Linked DNA regions of Homo sapiens: region 2 is linked to region 1. The links are chromatin loops, found by intact Hi-C in ENCODE. Cell type or tissue: heart right ventricle. All regions are shown on one strand.

Evidence for each region. Hi-C counts contacts between places; a loop is a spot of excess contacts. Peaks named below come from ENCODE experiments on the same cell type or tissue, not always from the same donor. Only the 100,000 strongest peaks of a DNase experiment are listed, where the experiment ranks them.
Region 2: a loop joins it to region 1, with 5 times the contacts of the local background. A loop is called at or near these places in 38 of 110 quality-filtered maps.

The regions. Positions count from the first base shown.
Region 1 is chr9:134,978,353-134,986,352 of GRCh38, reverse strand. No RefSeq gene overlaps it. Among named protein-coding and RNA genes, the nearest start is that of FCN1, 64 kb to the right of the region's middle. RefSeq lists enhancers at 2,686-3,274, 3,275-3,865. In heart right ventricle, a CTCF peak has its summit at 3,061 (motif pointing right); a DNase peak (open chromatin) is centred at 3,062; H3K27me3 peaks cover 805 bases.
Region 2 is chr9:134,699,340-134,707,339 of GRCh38, reverse strand. COL5A1 (collagen type V alpha 1 chain) reads right to left here. Exons shown (of 66, transcript NM_000093.5): 3 at 7,218-7,431; 4 at 6,007-6,169. Among named protein-coding and RNA genes, the nearest start is that of COL5A1-AS1, 50 kb to the right of the region's middle. RefSeq lists an enhancer at 7,825-8,000. In heart right ventricle, no CTCF peak of the experiment used is centred here; a DNase peak (open chromatin) is centred at 149; H3K27ac peaks cover 3,613 bases.

The DNA.
Region 1 (8,000 bases):
CAGCACCTGTTGTTTCCTGACTTTTTAATGATCGCCATTCTAACTGGTGTGAGATGGTATCTCATTGTGGTTTTGATTTGCATTTCTCTAATTGGCCTGCGTTCTTTATATGGTGTCTCAGGGCAGTGGGATGCCAGAGGGGAAGCTGTGAGATCCCAATTTTCACCACCTTCCTCACCACTTTCTACAGCTCAAAGCCAGTCTCAAGGCTGGCCCAGATGCAAGGGGCAGGAAACAGCCTCCACTTTCAGTGGAGCTGCAGGGTCACATTGAAAAGGGCCCTACACGTGGGATGGGAGACATGGTGGTGCCATCCATGCAAACAATTCCACACCATAGGAAGACCTCAGTGGTCCAGACATCAGCCTCAAAGAGGGACATTCCTGAGACTCTGACCTGACCACATTCTCAGAAATGGAACAAATATCAAAGGGAAGGCTCAGGGCACCCGCGGCCATGGGAAATGGGATAATGAGCCACAGGCCAGGGGACTCGGAAGGCAGGAGACCTGGATCTCATAGGCATAGAGTGGCATTCAGGAGAGGGCTTTGGTGGCAGCTTCCACATTTTATATCAACATGGAAACTAAGTCCAGGCAGTAGAGGACTTTCTCAAGGTCACAAAGAAAGGTGGTGGCTAAGCGAGAACTGGAATCCCGGTGGTTCCTAGCCAGGGCTTTGCGGTCAGTGACCTGGTAGAAAGCTGAGTTTGCTGTTCATGACGGAGGCTCTTGCTTGCTGCCAGCCAAGTGAATGAGAAGGTGGCCGTGGGGATCAGACACCAAGAAGTGTGATTGGCAGACGCCAAAGGGCATAAGAGATTCCCCAGAATTAACGTTAGGGTCTGTCCACAGTGTGACTCTGGATAGAAGGGATGTCATACCTATTAGTCCCCAGGAAGATGTTTGTGGAGTAAATGAACAAAAGAAAGAAATGAATCAAGGTCTTGTTTGCACTTGTGCTAGTGTGTCTGCTGCTGGATTGAGTGTGTTAAATATTCAACTTCACCGAGCCAGCATGACACCTGTATATGCCGTTCTTACTACCATCTCGGTTCAGGACTTCTCCTCCACCTGTAACATCCCAGCGGGCAGTCTCTTCTCGTGCACTCAGTGATGGGGACTCACCCCCAAGGAGGCAGCAGAGGAAGGCGGGGGCTCAGCAGGTCTATGTAGGATTTGGCACATCCTTCAAAACCAGGGCACTGGAAGCTAGACACAAGCTGCAAGATGTGGCAGCCGAACCCAACCTTAATGTCCTTGCCCCATCTCATGGCAGATGGCCAGAGGTCTGTCTGTTGTTGGCCACAGATGGACTCAAATGATCCCCAGGGCACTGTGGTAGACACGGAGATGGGCCCCAGACACCCTCTGCACACATGGCCTCACTGCCCAGCTGCAGGGAACAGTCAGCCCACAGTCTCAGCCATCGGCATCTTCTGAGCCAGCCTGGGCTGCCAAGAGCTGCCCCACTGAGCCCACACCCTTCCTGGGGAGCCATTCCATGGGATATTCCAATGAGGACCGTGTACCCCAGAGCTCCCTACCAGGTGGGCCAGAGGCTTTTCAGGTTGCACACAGCATCGTTCTGCCTGGTCCTGCCTCCGCTACTTCCAGGCGTTGGACCTCCTGGACGTCCTGCTCCCAGACTCCACCGTGGCCTCTGCTTCTGGAGAGCCCAACCTAGACAGACCCCACTTCTACTTGGGGCTCCAGTCGGCCCCTGGCTTGCATTCGTGAAGCATCCTGAATTTTTTTCACCCTGACCTCTGCTTCTCTGTGGCTCCGTGGCTGGTCCTGGTTCCCCATTCCCAAGGCTGTTCCGTGGCCGGGTCTGGGAAGGAAGGACACCCCTGCTGCAGTTCGAGTATCAGCAGCAGCAGGAGCCCTGTGGGACCTGCGCTGTGGGACCCACCCCGTGGTGATACTGTGATGGAGGCGGCCTCTCCGTCCGCTCCCCCGCCTCAGCCTCAGAACTGGCATCCAAGTGCTGCTTGCATGACTTTCCTGTAGCTGCTGGAACAGAGTGCCACACCCTTGGGGGCTTCAAACTACACACATTTATTTTCTTACAGTTCTGGAAGTCAAAGGTCTAAACCAAGGTGCCAATGGGGCTGGCTCCTCCTGGAAGCTTCAGGGGAGAACCCCTTCCTGCCTCTCCTGCTTCTAGAGGCCTCCTGCATTCCTTGGCTCGTAGCCCCTTCCTCTACCTTCAAAGCTGGGAACATCACGTGAAAGTTGTCAGAATCAAAATAGAGTCACTTGTGTCAAACCCTAACAAAAAAAAAAAGTCAAGAGGCTAAGAAGGGCCCTCCCTGCCCCACACACCTGCCGGCGGTAAGAACTATCATAAAGGCTCTCTGAAGGGCTCTTATCTACATATGCCTGTAGCAAGAACTTTTCCGAAGGACTTTCCAAACTGCCACTTGCTATCTGAGTCACAGGGACAGCTGGTCGGATGCACAAGAACCCTTGCCTGACACGCTGTCTCCATCTCCAGGCATGAACTGACGTCAACTCTCACAACAAGACTCTGTGACCAGGGTTCTCTTTGCTTCAAAACAACTTATGTGCATGCCTCCCTTTGCCTTTAAAAGCTTCCCCTTGCCTCAACCTCCTTGCACATGCCTGTGGTCCCCACAGCCCTCGTAGCCAGGACAGGAACCCCGCCTATGCACTCCTGGATACACTCAGCATCACTGGACGAGCTGTCTCTGTTGCTTAGGTTGACAGTGGCATCTTCGACTCTCGCGTTGACCTCTGCTTCTGTGGTCATATCCTTTCTGACTTGGACCCTCCTGCCTCCCTCTCATAAGGACTCTTGTGGCTCATGGGGCCACCCAGATAATCCAGGATAAGCCCCCATCCCAGGGCTCTTCACCTAATCCCACCTGCAGGGTCCCTTTTGCCATGCCAGGGAACATACTCACAGGCTCTGGGTTTAGGGTGTGGACATACTTGGAGCCGTTATTCAGCCCACCTGAGTGCCTTATTTAGGGAGGGACAGGAAGGGCCGAGTGGCAGATAATCGGGTCAGATCCTGCGGGCTCTGTGGGTAGCCGCCGGCAGGTGGCGGTAACTGACCTCAGGCCACACTTGGACTTGCATAAAGCTATGGGTCAAGTTCCTCCGGGTGAAGTGCAGTCCCCACCCCCGCCCCCTGTGCTCAGGGTCCTTTGCGCCTGCTATTCCTGTGCACGCAGAGAAAACTGCCCCTCGGGCCTTCGCGTGGCTGTCCTTCCCCACTCCAGCAGGGCTCTGTTCCAGCGTCAGGATCTCTCCACCGCACGTCCAAAGTGCGGCCCACTCGTCGCCCCTTCACCCTGGCCTGTCCCTCTCAGCAAATGATCATCTCTGTGTTTACTGTGTGTCCTCGGTAGAACATAAGCTGCCCAAGGACAAACAGGGTGTGTTTTGTTCATGGCTCTTTTCCAGGGGCTACAGGAGCAATACAGGCATTTAGTGGGTGTCGTGGGGTTGAACTCTGTCCCCCAGAAAGATATGGGGAAGTCCTAGTTCCCAATACCTGCAAAAGAGACCTCATTTGCAAACAGGGTCTTTCAGGTGTAGTCAGGTTGAGATGAGGTTGTACTGAGGGGGGGTGGCCTTAGGAGGGGAAGGGGGTTCCGGAGACACACGCGGAAGATGGCAGCAGAGACTGGGGTGACGCCCCACTGACCTGGATGTTGAGCTCCCGGCCTCTGGGCAGCAAGGGAAGGAATTCCTGGGGGTTGAAGGCCCCTCATTCATGGTCTTTTGCTACAACAGCCCTGGGAAAGGAACAAGGCAGGATTCGGCTGTTTGTGAGGACGCACAGTCCAAGGCACCAGCACGAGGGTGCTGGCTGCGGACGGCTATCCTGAGCCTCTCCTGGCCTAGCCAGCCTGACTCTCCAGCCACAGCCCACCCAGCCCTGATGTGCAGGATTCCTTCGTTCTGCTGTAAAGATGGGGGCACCCTTCCACTTCAGTGGAATCTTTGAGCAGCTGCCTGTCATTTAAATAATTTCTCTTAATTTTTTAAAAAAGATAAATTTAAACATTTAGATAATTTAAAAGAAAACGCAGCTCCTACTGCCCTCCTTGTATAACCACCATCCTCTCACTGTCCGTCCTCCCCGTGGAATGATCATTATCTCGCCATCCTTCCTCCCTGTATAACCATCATCGTCCTCCCGCCGTCCCTCCTCCCAGTGTAGCCATCATAACCCTCTCGCTGTCCCTCCTCTCTGTATAGCCATCATCCTCTTGCCATCCCTCCTCCCTGTATAACCATCATCCTCTCGCCGTCCCTCCTCCCTGTGTAACCATCATCTTCCTCTCGCCATCCTTCCTGCCTGTATAGCCATCATCCTGTCGCCATCCCTTCTCCCTGTATAACCATCCCTCCTCCCTGTGTAACCATCATCATCCTCTTGCCGTCCCTCCTCCCTGTGTAACCATCATCATCCTTTTGCCGTCCCTCCTCCCTGTGTAACCATCATCTTCCTCTCACCATCCCTCCTCCCTGTGTAACCATCATCATCCTCTTGCCGTCCCTCCTCCCTGTGTAACCATCATCATCCTCTTGCCGTCCCTCCTCCCTGTGTAACCATCATCTTCCTCTCACCATCCCTCCTCCCTGTATAACCATCATCTTCCTCTCACCATCCCTCCTACCTGTATAGCCATCATCATCTCGCCATCCCGCTTGTGTAACCATCATTATCCTCTAGCCATCCCTCCTCCCTGTATAAGCATCATCTTCCTCTTACGATCCCTCCTCTCTGTATAACCGTCGTCCTCTCGCTGTCGCTCCTCCCTGTGTAGCCATCATCCTCTCACCATCCCTCCTCCCTGTATAACCATCATCTTCCTCTCGCCATCCCTCCTCCCTGTGTAACCATCATCCTCTTGCCGTCCCTTCTCCCTGTATAACCATCATCCTGTCGCCATCCCACCTCCCTGTATAACCATTATTCTCTCACTGGCCCTCCTCCCTGTATAATCATCATTCTCCCTGTATAACCATCCTCCCACGGAGGGACCAGCATGGTTTGTGGTGAGCCTTTGTGGGCAGGCAACTGACTGGCACAGATTCCCTCCGTGACCCACTGCGAGCCTGGGCTGAGCCCCGTCTCAACTAGGCCTTGACCTTGGCCTTCGTGTCCATGGCTGGCTGAGTCTTGTTATACTGAGAACCCTCCCATCCTTTGCATTGGATCAGATTCCTCGCCCCTGACCATCAATGTCTAAATCCTCGGCCTGCCTTTAACAGGAACTCCTGCCCTTGGTGTCTAACCAGGTGAGTGGTTTCCAGCCCGGACCCTCACTCTGCTCGTGGGCTGGGCATCCACAGCTGTCTTCACTGCGTCTGAACTGAGCTTGGTTCTAAAGTCCTTCACTTACTCCAGTGGCTTGAATACAATCTGTCTTGCTGTTTTTCCCAAGTGAGCAATGCAGACAGGTTCTCCTACACATGGTTACTTGCTTTGGATAGTCGCTGTGAAGGAGGACTCGCTGGCTGAGAGGATGAGCGTTTTTAAGGGCTGGGTACACCTTGCTGAGTTGCTGTGCACACAGGAGAGTGTCAGCTGGCACTCCTGCTGGCAGCAAGTGCCAGGAGAGGCCCTGGCCTGGGAAGGCCCCTTTCTCCCAGGGCTGGCTCCTGGGATCTCCTAAGTCGCTGAGATTCTAGGCTCAACCTCAGCTCCTCTGCGCCGGCACCCCCACCTGCCCCCCGGCCACCCAGCTCCCACCATGTCACCTCCAGCAGAGGCTGAGAAGGTGCCTCCCCCACCTCGTTAATTATGGAGTCGGCAAATGCCCTGGATCACACAGCTGGGTTGTTTTTATTCTTCACTGGAAGGTGGAAGGTTTTGTCTGGCTCTCTCCCCAGGTGCAAGGCCTTGCGCTGGGCTGACTTCACCCCTCAGATACAGGGTCATTTCCAGATGCCGATACCTGCAGCTTTCCGGACACCGCCCCGCATCTCCAGGCAGACTGGCCTGGGCATGGAGGTTACAGCCTGGTGCCTCTAACAGGGGTTTTACCCTTGGGTCTGTGAATTTAGATGGAAAACACGTTGCAGTTTTTAAAAATAAATTTCTGATCATCCGTCATTTCTCTCGATAATGCTTATAGACGACCACAGTACATGCGACTTTGTGCACAGGGAAAACCACAGATCTTTGATCTCTCGAGGTAGCCATTGCTGCTAACTTCAAATATCCTTTTTATTCACCACGGCTTGGGAATTGCGGAGTTATTAAGCCCACCGGCCACACGTGATGCAGCCTCCTTCCTGCCACAGGGCCAGGTAAAGGGACTGGCCCAGGATCAGGCCATTGTGTCACACCTGAAGAAAATATCTGATAACAGTACTTTAAAGCAAGTCGTTTATTTTGAAATCCTGACTATTTTGTTAAGAATTTAAAAACCCTATGATATGTCATTTGCAAACATCCTGAAAAGGGTTCCATAGGCAACAGCAGATGCCAAGGGGCCCCCTGGCTCAGAAGCCCTGAAGAACTCCTGCCCCACAGGCTTGGAGAGTCCCCTTCCAAAGCACAAGGACAACCTGAAGTCCTCTAAAAATTGAGGCCATTCCCAGGGACCCGGCAAGCAGATCGGGGCCTGGAGGAGGCCGGACAGATTCTTTTCGAATGGAAGATTGGGGGCTGGTCATGCCAGGCCCTTCCTGTTTCCACAGAGAAAACCACATTAGCAATTGCCCGCCACGCATCTCTGCTGTGGAAACTTTGTGTATTTTTTTTATCAGCCTTATGGAGGTATAACTGATATAGAGTAAACAGTGCATATGTAAAGTGTACAATTTGATCAGCTTTGACACTTCTGTGTACTTGTGATACTATCACCACGATCATGGTGAGACACGCAGACCCCACTCCTGAGAGTTTCCTTGTGTCCTTGGAACTTCTTCCCTCCCCTTTCCCTCCTCCCTCCCATTCAGGCAACTAACGACCCTACTTTAGGTCACTATGGATTAGTCAGCTTCCTTCCTTCCTTCCTTCCGTCCTTCCTCCCTTCCTTCCTTCCTTCCGTCCTTCCTCCCTTCCTTCCCTCCTCCCTTCCTTCCTCCCTTCCTTCCTTCCTTCCGTCCTTCCTCCCTTCCTTCCCTCCTCCCTTCCTTCCTCCCTTCCCTCCCTCCCTCCCTACTTCCCTGCCTCCCTCCTTCCCTTCCTTCCTTCCCTCTTTCCTTCCCTCCCTTCCTCCTTCCTTCCCTCCCCCCTCCTCCCTCCCTCTCTCCTTCCTCCCCTCCCTCTTTCTTTCCTTCCTCCTTCTCTCTTTCCTCTCCTCCCTCCCTTCTTTCTTCCCTCCTTCCTTCCCCTCCCTGCCTCCCTCCCTCCCTCTCTCCTCCCTCCCTCTCTTTTCTCCTCCCTCCCCTCCCTCCCTCCTTTCCTCCCTTCCTCCCTCCTTCTCTCCTTCCTTCCTTCCCCTCCCTACCTCCCTCCCTCCCTCTATCCTCCCTCCCTGTCTTCTTCTCTCCTTCCTCCCCTCCCTCCCTCCTTTCCTCCCTTCCTCCCTCCTTCTCTCCTTCCTTCCTTCCTCCCTCCTTCTCTCCTTCCTTCCTCCCCTCCCTTTCTTCATTTCTTTCTTCCGTCCCTCCCTGCCTTCCTTTCTTTCTTCCTTCCCTCACTCTGTTACCCAGGCTGGAGTGCAGTGGCACAATCATAGCTCATTGCAGCCTTGAACTCCTAGGCTCAAGTGATCCTCCCTGCTCAGCCTCCCAAGTAACTGGGACTACAAGTGCTAGGATCACAGGTGTGAGCCACCGTGCATGTGGCTCCATTTGCATTTTCAATAGCGCAATCATTATGGTTGTCTGGGACATCCACAGCTCATCCTTCATGTTGACGGGCAGGGCCCCACGGTGCGAGTATCCACGGCATGCTTGTTTATTCACTCATTGATGCCAGCTGGGTTTTTCCCAGGTTCTGACTATTACAGATGAAGCTGCTGTGAGCATTCATGTGTAAGCCTTTGGACAGATGCACACTTTC
Region 2 (8,000 bases), 280 kb after region 1:
GCTTGGAGCCGACGCCATCACTTTCCCGCCAGCACCCAGGGGTTTTGCAGGGAGAGCTGGAGTTTATAGTCTGTTTGGTCTTGTTGCCCCTTGAAACCTTCAACAGCTTAAAAGCACATTTGGCTCCTGGCCCAGAACTCGCTGGCCGGCTGTCCCCCGGGGCAGTTCTCATCCCCTCCACGGCCCCCCTCCTGGTCATAGCTCACCCACAGAGGAGGGGCCTTCCACGGCAGGCCTCAAGGCAGAGGCACCCCAGGCCCCCTCTTAGTCCCGCCTCCCAGCCTCCCTGACGTGGCTCACTGGGCCAGCTCAGGGCCCATAGATGAGGTGAGACTCTAGAGAGGTGCATGGAGCCCTCCGGATCAGCAGCCAGGTAGCCCCGTGCTGCCCGCCACAGGCTGGGGAAGGTGCTGGGACAGGGGCTAGGCGGGTCCAGGTCACCTGTCACACACGGGAGGGACACTCTTGGGCCCTCTGCCCTTGCTAACAGCTTATGCTGGCTCTTCCTGGAAGGTTCCAGAGTTTCACAGACCCCATGGGCCAGGGGACTCCAGGGTCCTCAGGGCCTGTGCGGGGAGGGCTAGGAGAACAGAATGCCAGGCGGGGGCCCACAGTGCTGTCAGGCCAGCCTGAGTCCAGTCTCCTGCCACTGGTCCCCGGGATCCCTTCCAGGCTGGGGACAGTTGTGTCATGATTTCCGAGGTCCCAATCTGCTGTCATGTTGCTGAGTGACCTTAGGCAAGTGACTCAACCTCCCTGGTGCTGGCTTCCCAAGCTATGAAGTGGCAGCAAGACTCTCTTCTTCCAGGGCACAGTGGGGGTGGGCCCTGGCTGCTCTCCCATCCGCCTTCTCCTTGCCTGTGAAGATAACTCACACATCCCCACCTTCTGCAGGATGCCCCATGCTCACCCTGGCCACTGAGGCCATGTTTCTGAAAACACAAAGCTCGTTCCTGACTATGCCCTGGATAAAAAGACCTTCCTGCACTGGGGGGAGCCCAGCCCCTCTGCCTTCCCCTTCCTGCACGGTGGTCCTGGGCCTGCCCAGCACCTCTGGAAACCTGGGGCTTAGGGAGCAATGCCCTGAGTCCTCCTCTGACACCAGTGCTGGCCCCAGGGCACCGGCACATCCAGAAGGGACAAGACTTGGGATGAGAACTTCCCAGGACAATGTCCCAGGCAGCTCCGGCATACTCGCCCTGGGAACAGGCAGCATGAGAGGGCTTGGCCATCCCACCCCATCCTAGGAGACACAGCCCATGCCAGGGGGATCTCCTGCCAGCTCCACAGGGGCACTCTGCCAGGGGAGGAGGACAGGGGCCTGCGAACCCAAACCTTGCTGAGGGGCTGCTGTGATGGCAGGTGCAGGTACGGGCAGGAGGCGCCCCGGAGCACTCGCCCTAGCTGGGGCTGGCGGGACCCTCAGCCAGTTCTTTCCCCATGGACCTCTCAGCGGCTCCATCCTCCTGAAGGCCCAGGGGTCTCATCTTTATGGCAGGACTCACAGCATCTAATTCATAAGGGGAGTCCAGAAAAGCTGAGAAAAGGGACAGCTCATGACAGTGCCACTGTGGACGATGGGCCACCTCTGGCCCATTGTCACTGGCAGATGACCACTGACAATGGGCCAGAGAGCAGCTCTCACCGCCAAAGACCCAGGACAAGGTGGTTCCCTGCGGCCCTTGGAGGTACTCACATCTAACACAGATTTGATCTCACCAACCCAAAATCCGACAGCGTTGGCCCTATCGCCCCATTTTACAGATGAGGACACGGGGCTCCAAGTCACCAGCAGGGAAGGAAGTCCAAGGCTGGGGGGACCTGCCGGCAGAATGCCCTCCATGCCCATCACTTCCTCCGTACGTGGCTCTGTGAGGGACAGCAGTGTCCCACCTCCCCTGCATGGCAAGGCTGCCCCACTAGAACCAGACTCAGGGGCTGGGAGGCAGTGAGGGCCTGGTCTGCAGGCGCAGGGGGCTGCTGACACGGCCAAAGCCACACACTCAGGCTCCGCGTCTATACCCAGGGAGGCTGCGGGCACAGCACCAGCCGTTAGCCCTGGCCTTGCACTGCAGGAGACACATGTGTCTTGGCCCTGAGAGTCTCTATCTCCCTCTGTCCCTCAAGGGCGCATCACTTTGGACAAAGGGGGCCTCTGTGGGGCCACAGACACCCCAGGAAAAACCCCCAGTCCCTGTTTAAACGAACTCTCTTAGAGTTTGGTGAATCCTTGTTCAGTATAACTCTAAACACAGAACAGATTGGCTTTGAATGAGCGGAAGTTGTCCTTCCAGGGGAAGATTGGGGCTGCTGGAGGAATATGTCTCAACAGTGCCAGCCCCTCATTTTTAGAGCCTTCTAGAGCAGCCAAGCGACTGAGATGGGAGGTGTCGTTATGCAGAGCCCGCTGGAAAGCAGAGATAAATCACTTTTACTTCAAAAGAAATAGAAATTCTCTTCCACTTGCAATGAGACAAAAGGTGGCTGGGACTCTGAGGCCAACTCACCGAACTTCCTCCTCACACTGTTAAGGGAAAAAAAAAAAAGAAAAGATGCTTGGGGCAGCTGAAGGCATCGCTGATCCTGCTGGACTTCATTAAGAAAGACAGGTCCAATTTTCCAACGTGAGCACAGCTAACAGCCAGGAAACTCTGGGGCTAGGAAAACACCTCCTCCAGACCATTAACAACTTGTGGTCAATAAAAACCTCTCGTTCCTGGCAGCCACTCTGGCTCAAATCGAATTCCACGACAGGAAAAAATGGCTCACCAGGAACACAGAATTCGGAACCTATCTGTGACTTACCGTTCGACCAGAAGCCTGCCAGGCGCCAGCTGCAGAGTGAGACCTGCACGGTTCCCTGGAAGAACAAGCCAGGGTAGGAAAACAGCCTCCTCCATTCAAGAGCCATTTCCTTTTGAAAACCACACGTTACCTTCATCCTTTGCTGATAAAGGAGGTAAACTCTGGCATGTTTGCTGTCGGCCACTCATAGGCATTTTTCATGGATTAATTCTCACGGTGCCTCCCACACACACAAAACTGCGGCGGGTACTATTATTGTCATTTTACAGATGGGGAAACTGAGTCTCGGAGCGGTCAGACAACTCACCGAAGATCTCACCCCTGGGAAACAGTGGAGCCAGGATGCAAACCCAGCCCTGAACACGGATTTCTAGTGCTTCCCTGGGGTAAGGGACTCTTCACATACATCTGCTTTTGGGAAAACAGCTTTTCCTGCTCAGTTAGAATATCAATGAAGCACTATTTGTTTTAGGATCCTAATTTTTTAAAGATAAAATAAAGCTTTTTCCTGAATCTTTACAACAGAACACACTAGAAATTACAAAGATTTGACACAGCACAAAAAAGAGACTGCATGACAAACATTAAAACCCTGAGGCCGGGCGCGGTGGCTCACGCCTGCAATCCCAGCACTGTGGGAGGCCGAGGCGGGCGGATCACAAGGTCAGGAGATCGAGACCATCCTGGCTAACACAGTGAAACCCCATCTCTACTAAAAATACAAAAAAAATTAGCTGGGTGTGGTGGCGGGCGCCTGTAGTCCCAGCTACTCGAGAGGCTGAGGCAGGAGAATGGCGTGAACCCGGGAGGCAGAGCTTGCAGTGAGCCGAGATCGTGCCACTGCACTCCAGCCTGGGCGACGGAGCGAGACTCCGTCTCAAAAAAAAAAAAAAAAAAAAAAAAAAAACCCGAGGCCACCGCGTGGCCTCCCATCCAGAGGCAGGGCCTCGACCCACAGAACAACAGGCAGCGGTGGGGGTGACTCTGGCAGGTGCCCAGGCCAAGCCCAGAACCTCCCCTGCAGCTGTGCAGGTAGCCTTACTGTGACCAATGTTTTACAAATGAGTCTCAAAGCTCATCAATGTCACCTGCTTTGCCTAGATCCTCCCACCAGCAAGAGGCAAAACCAGCACTTGATCCCAGTCTGTGTGACTCCAAGGCAGCTTTTAACCCCAGCTCCCCAGAATAGCCCAGAAGCTGCCTCCTGCCTGGCTGAGGACGGCTCCTGTGCCCGCAGTTCCTTCCAGGCGCCTAGGCAGGTCTGTTCAGAAGTGTGCCCGGAGGGTGTGTCTCAATAGCTTGCAAAATCTGGCTGTGCCAGCAGGATCCAAGCACCCGCCCTGCTCTACCGAAGCCCCAGGCTACAGCTTCCTGGAAACTGACCCAGAGCCAACTGCACGTTCAGCAGAATCTCCACCACCTTCACACCTACTCCCTGCCTTCTTCTAACAGGCCCATCTCATTCCACAGAGCGTGGCTGCTCTGATCATTCCTCTGCGGTCTGCACTGGGCCGCGGGGCTGTGTCCTGCCTTTCTGTCTGCCTTGACACTGTATTAATATCCAGAACAACTGAATTTGACATTAAGCCGGGGCTTCCTATAAGGGAGACAGTGCGCTGCTGTGTCACTGCATTCAACCTCATGGAACCTTTGCCACAGCTCATGAAGCAGCCACATCTGTGATCCCATTTTACAGACGGAGACCCTAAGACAGAGAAATAGCAGAGCAGCTTGCCCGAGGCCCAAATCCAACAATCGACAGAGCCCAGGTGGGCTTGCCCTGAGGCCAGCACTCTGCTGAATGTCCAGTTCACAGTGACACTACGTGGTCCCCAGTATGATTTCCTAGAAAGGTGAGACTTTCAGAATTGCCCTCTTCTCACACGCTCAAAGCCCCAGGGTCAGTTCAACCGTGCCCGTCCCCACGAGCAGACATCGATATCTTTAACACAGAAATGAACTAGTACGTGTGATGTCTCCTTCGCGTGCCCTTGGCAGAACACCAAGATTGAGTCAACACGGTGTCTGGTTTGGTGACCCCGAGTCACCGAGAAGAAACATGGCCCTGGGGACCCCACCTCAGCCATGAAACGGGGGCAGCCGGATGCAGAACCGATGTGTAGACACAGCCAGGAGCTCACGGCAGCGCTCGGGGATTTAGGGAGGAGACACTGCCCTAACTTGTCCCATCTCTGCAGCCCTGGAGGAGGAAATCCCAGAGCCAGGATGGCCCTCGGAGGCCATTTAAGCCAGTGGCTTTCGAACAGGTTTTAGCCACAGAGACCCGGGTGCAAAACCAAATCTTCTGCAAAACCCAACTTACATAAACGACAAGGAAGCCCAGTGGAGGGGTCCTGGCTGCCGCCTAACCCAAGCCGCGGAGGCAACGGTCACTGCAGTGCCCTTGGGAAGGGCAGAGTCCAGGACCCTGTGCAGGCTGTCGCCCCAGCACCCCAGGAGGCAGGGCCCTGGAACCCCTACAGGCTCCTGGTGACTCCAACGCCCCCACCCGGGGCAGCTGGGGATCACTGGTCACCTGCAGAAGCTCTCAACCTGTTTCTTGGCAGTGGGACGGGGCATTCTCCTGCTCTCTCACGCAGAACCCCAACCTATGAAGGGCTCCATGGGCTGAAGTGAGGGTCCCAGAGCCCACTCAGCTCAGGCCCCGACTCCCAAGCCTCTGAGGCATTCCCCGGGAAAGCAAGGCCCCTGGCTGGACACAGCTAGACTGGAGTGAGGCCAGCCCGAGTTGGGTCGGCACAGGTCTCCCTGGTGCGTCCACACGGTGGCCCAGCTCTGCCCTTCAAGCTCACCCAGAGGACAGCTGCCCCTGTCCCAGGATGGCCTCGGATACAGACGGCAGGAGTGTGCAGGTTTCCAGGAGCCTCAGCACGAGGCTGGACAAAGGCCCTGTCCTTTCCGAGCCAGCACCCAGGAGACTCACGTACTGGGCCCTTGGGACAAGGGCGGCCACTGCCATCCCCACGCGGCCTACAGGCGGCAGCAGCTCTGGCCCCTCCATTTCCGAAAGCCACAAACATCTCTTAGGATGGCAGCAGAGGCTTCTGACCAACAGAGACGGTGACCACAGTGGACCGCCAGCCGGTCCCGGCCCGAGGAGCCTCCTCCAACAGCAGTCACAGTGGCTCCACAGGAGGAGTGCCCTGGTGGGCACAGGGGTTGGTCTGCCCTCCTGCTCACCTCAAACACCTCCTCATCCAGGATCCGGGTGCCAAACACGATGATGCCATTGATGTCGATCATGGGGTGGTCGCTGCGGTCGAGGAATTTGGTGGTCTTCTTTTTACAGTCGAGGATCAAGGTGACATTTTTCTTGTGGACGCTGAGAGCAATTCTGTGCCACCTGCAAAGAAACAGATGGTGAAGACAGGGCTTGGATCACAGATGCCAGCTCAAGCAATTTTGCTGCAAATTCCTCGAGACACAGGAAGAAGGCCCACTTCCTGCACGATCGTGGTGGGGCGGAGCAGATCAAGGCCCAGCCTCTGGAATCAGACAAGTTAGGGCAACACCCCGTGCCATGAGATCTACTCATTCCCCAGAACCCTCGTCCCTCAGACAAGGATGGCTGTCTGAACCCTGGAAGCCCAGCCGGGAGCCCAAGTGAAAGGGGGAAGGGGGAGCACACAGCACTCGGCACTGGCTCGGGACCCAGGAGTGTGGTCCCTGGGAGCGTGGTCCCTGCGGTGCGGTCACAGCCATCGGGAGAATGGCAGGGCGGCGGCCGTTGTATTTTGCTGTGTGCATGCGAGCACTTGTCACGTGCCCTCTGAACCCCGATGGCAAACTGCAGGCAGCCAGAGAAGACCGGGTGTGGACGGGAAATGGTGGAAGGAGTGGATCTGTCTGAAAGTCTTGGCGAAGAATTCAGAAATCATGTATTGAAGACGTTCGGAGATTATCAGGGCATGACCTCACACGTGCTGACCACGAAAGAGGAGACTGACAACCCCTGGTGTTGAGGTCTGCACCCAACAGAGCGTGCTGGCACGACCCGCTTTTTCTCATGCTCACTCCCACTCCTAACACACCTGTGTCCTTGAAGGATACCTGAAATCCTTTCTGGAAAAGGTTGGGTATAACCTCACAATTTCCTGTGTCCCTTCTGACACAAACAGGCGGGAATTTGATGTGCTTTAGTGCACTTTACAAAGGGATAATGGAGGGCCAGGGAGGAGAAGTGACTCCCCAGAGCCACAGAGGATGAATCAAGACCATAACCCAGGTTTCAGGACTCCAAGCCCAGCACCCTCTCCTCTGCTGCGGCGTCTGTGGGAGTCTCAGTACCGGCTGCTGCACGTCCTCTACTGTGCCCCACATCTGGTCAGTGGTATGAGCTGGCCTGATCCCCCCTCCAGCAGGGGGACAGTTGCCCAGAAGTGCCCACTTACTTGCCATCTGACAGGTTGATGCCCCGGAAGAGGGGGTAGTCTTCCGGGCCAGGCTTCCCCGTGTGGTCCTCGTAGAGGAAGACGGGAGAGCGGCCCAGCTCCAGCCCAATCTGCTGGATACCCTGCTCGTTGTAGATGGAGACCAGGAAGGCCTGGCTGCCTTTCTTGGCTTTCACAGTTGTTAGGATGGAGAAGTCCTCGGGAAATGCAGACGCTGGAACAGAGCACAGAGGTGAGAAGGCAGTCGGGGAGCCCCTGCAACCACACCCAGCCATGGCTCTCTGCAAACAAGCCAGCCCGGGACCCTGGGAAGCTGTGCTGCCCGTCGTGGGGCACTGCCATCTGCTGCACATCTGCCCCTTGATCAAACTGCTCCTGCAGCCCTTCCCTGCTCCCACTTGGCCAAACCTGCCCCCTTCAAGACTCAGTGCAAATGCAAACTCCTCCATGAAACACAACTGGTCCTTCCAGCTGGGAGCCCTCAACACCCTGCCCTCAGCTCCTGCGCCTAACACATCTGTGTGTTGACCCTCAGGAGAACCTCTCAGGCTGTGAGCTGCCTCTGGATGGAGGCTGCTTCTGAGGTGTCTTAGTACGCTCCATGAGGTCACACCACTCAGCATGCAAGGAAGGGAGGGAGGGAGGGGGAGGGAGGGAGAGAGACGGAGGGAGGAAGCAGAGAGAGGAAGGGAGAAGGGAAGCAACAGCCTCGAACCGCCACTAGAATTGTACTTTGTGACATTTCCTGGTTGATACGCAAAACAGAGAAAAAGTGGAAATTCA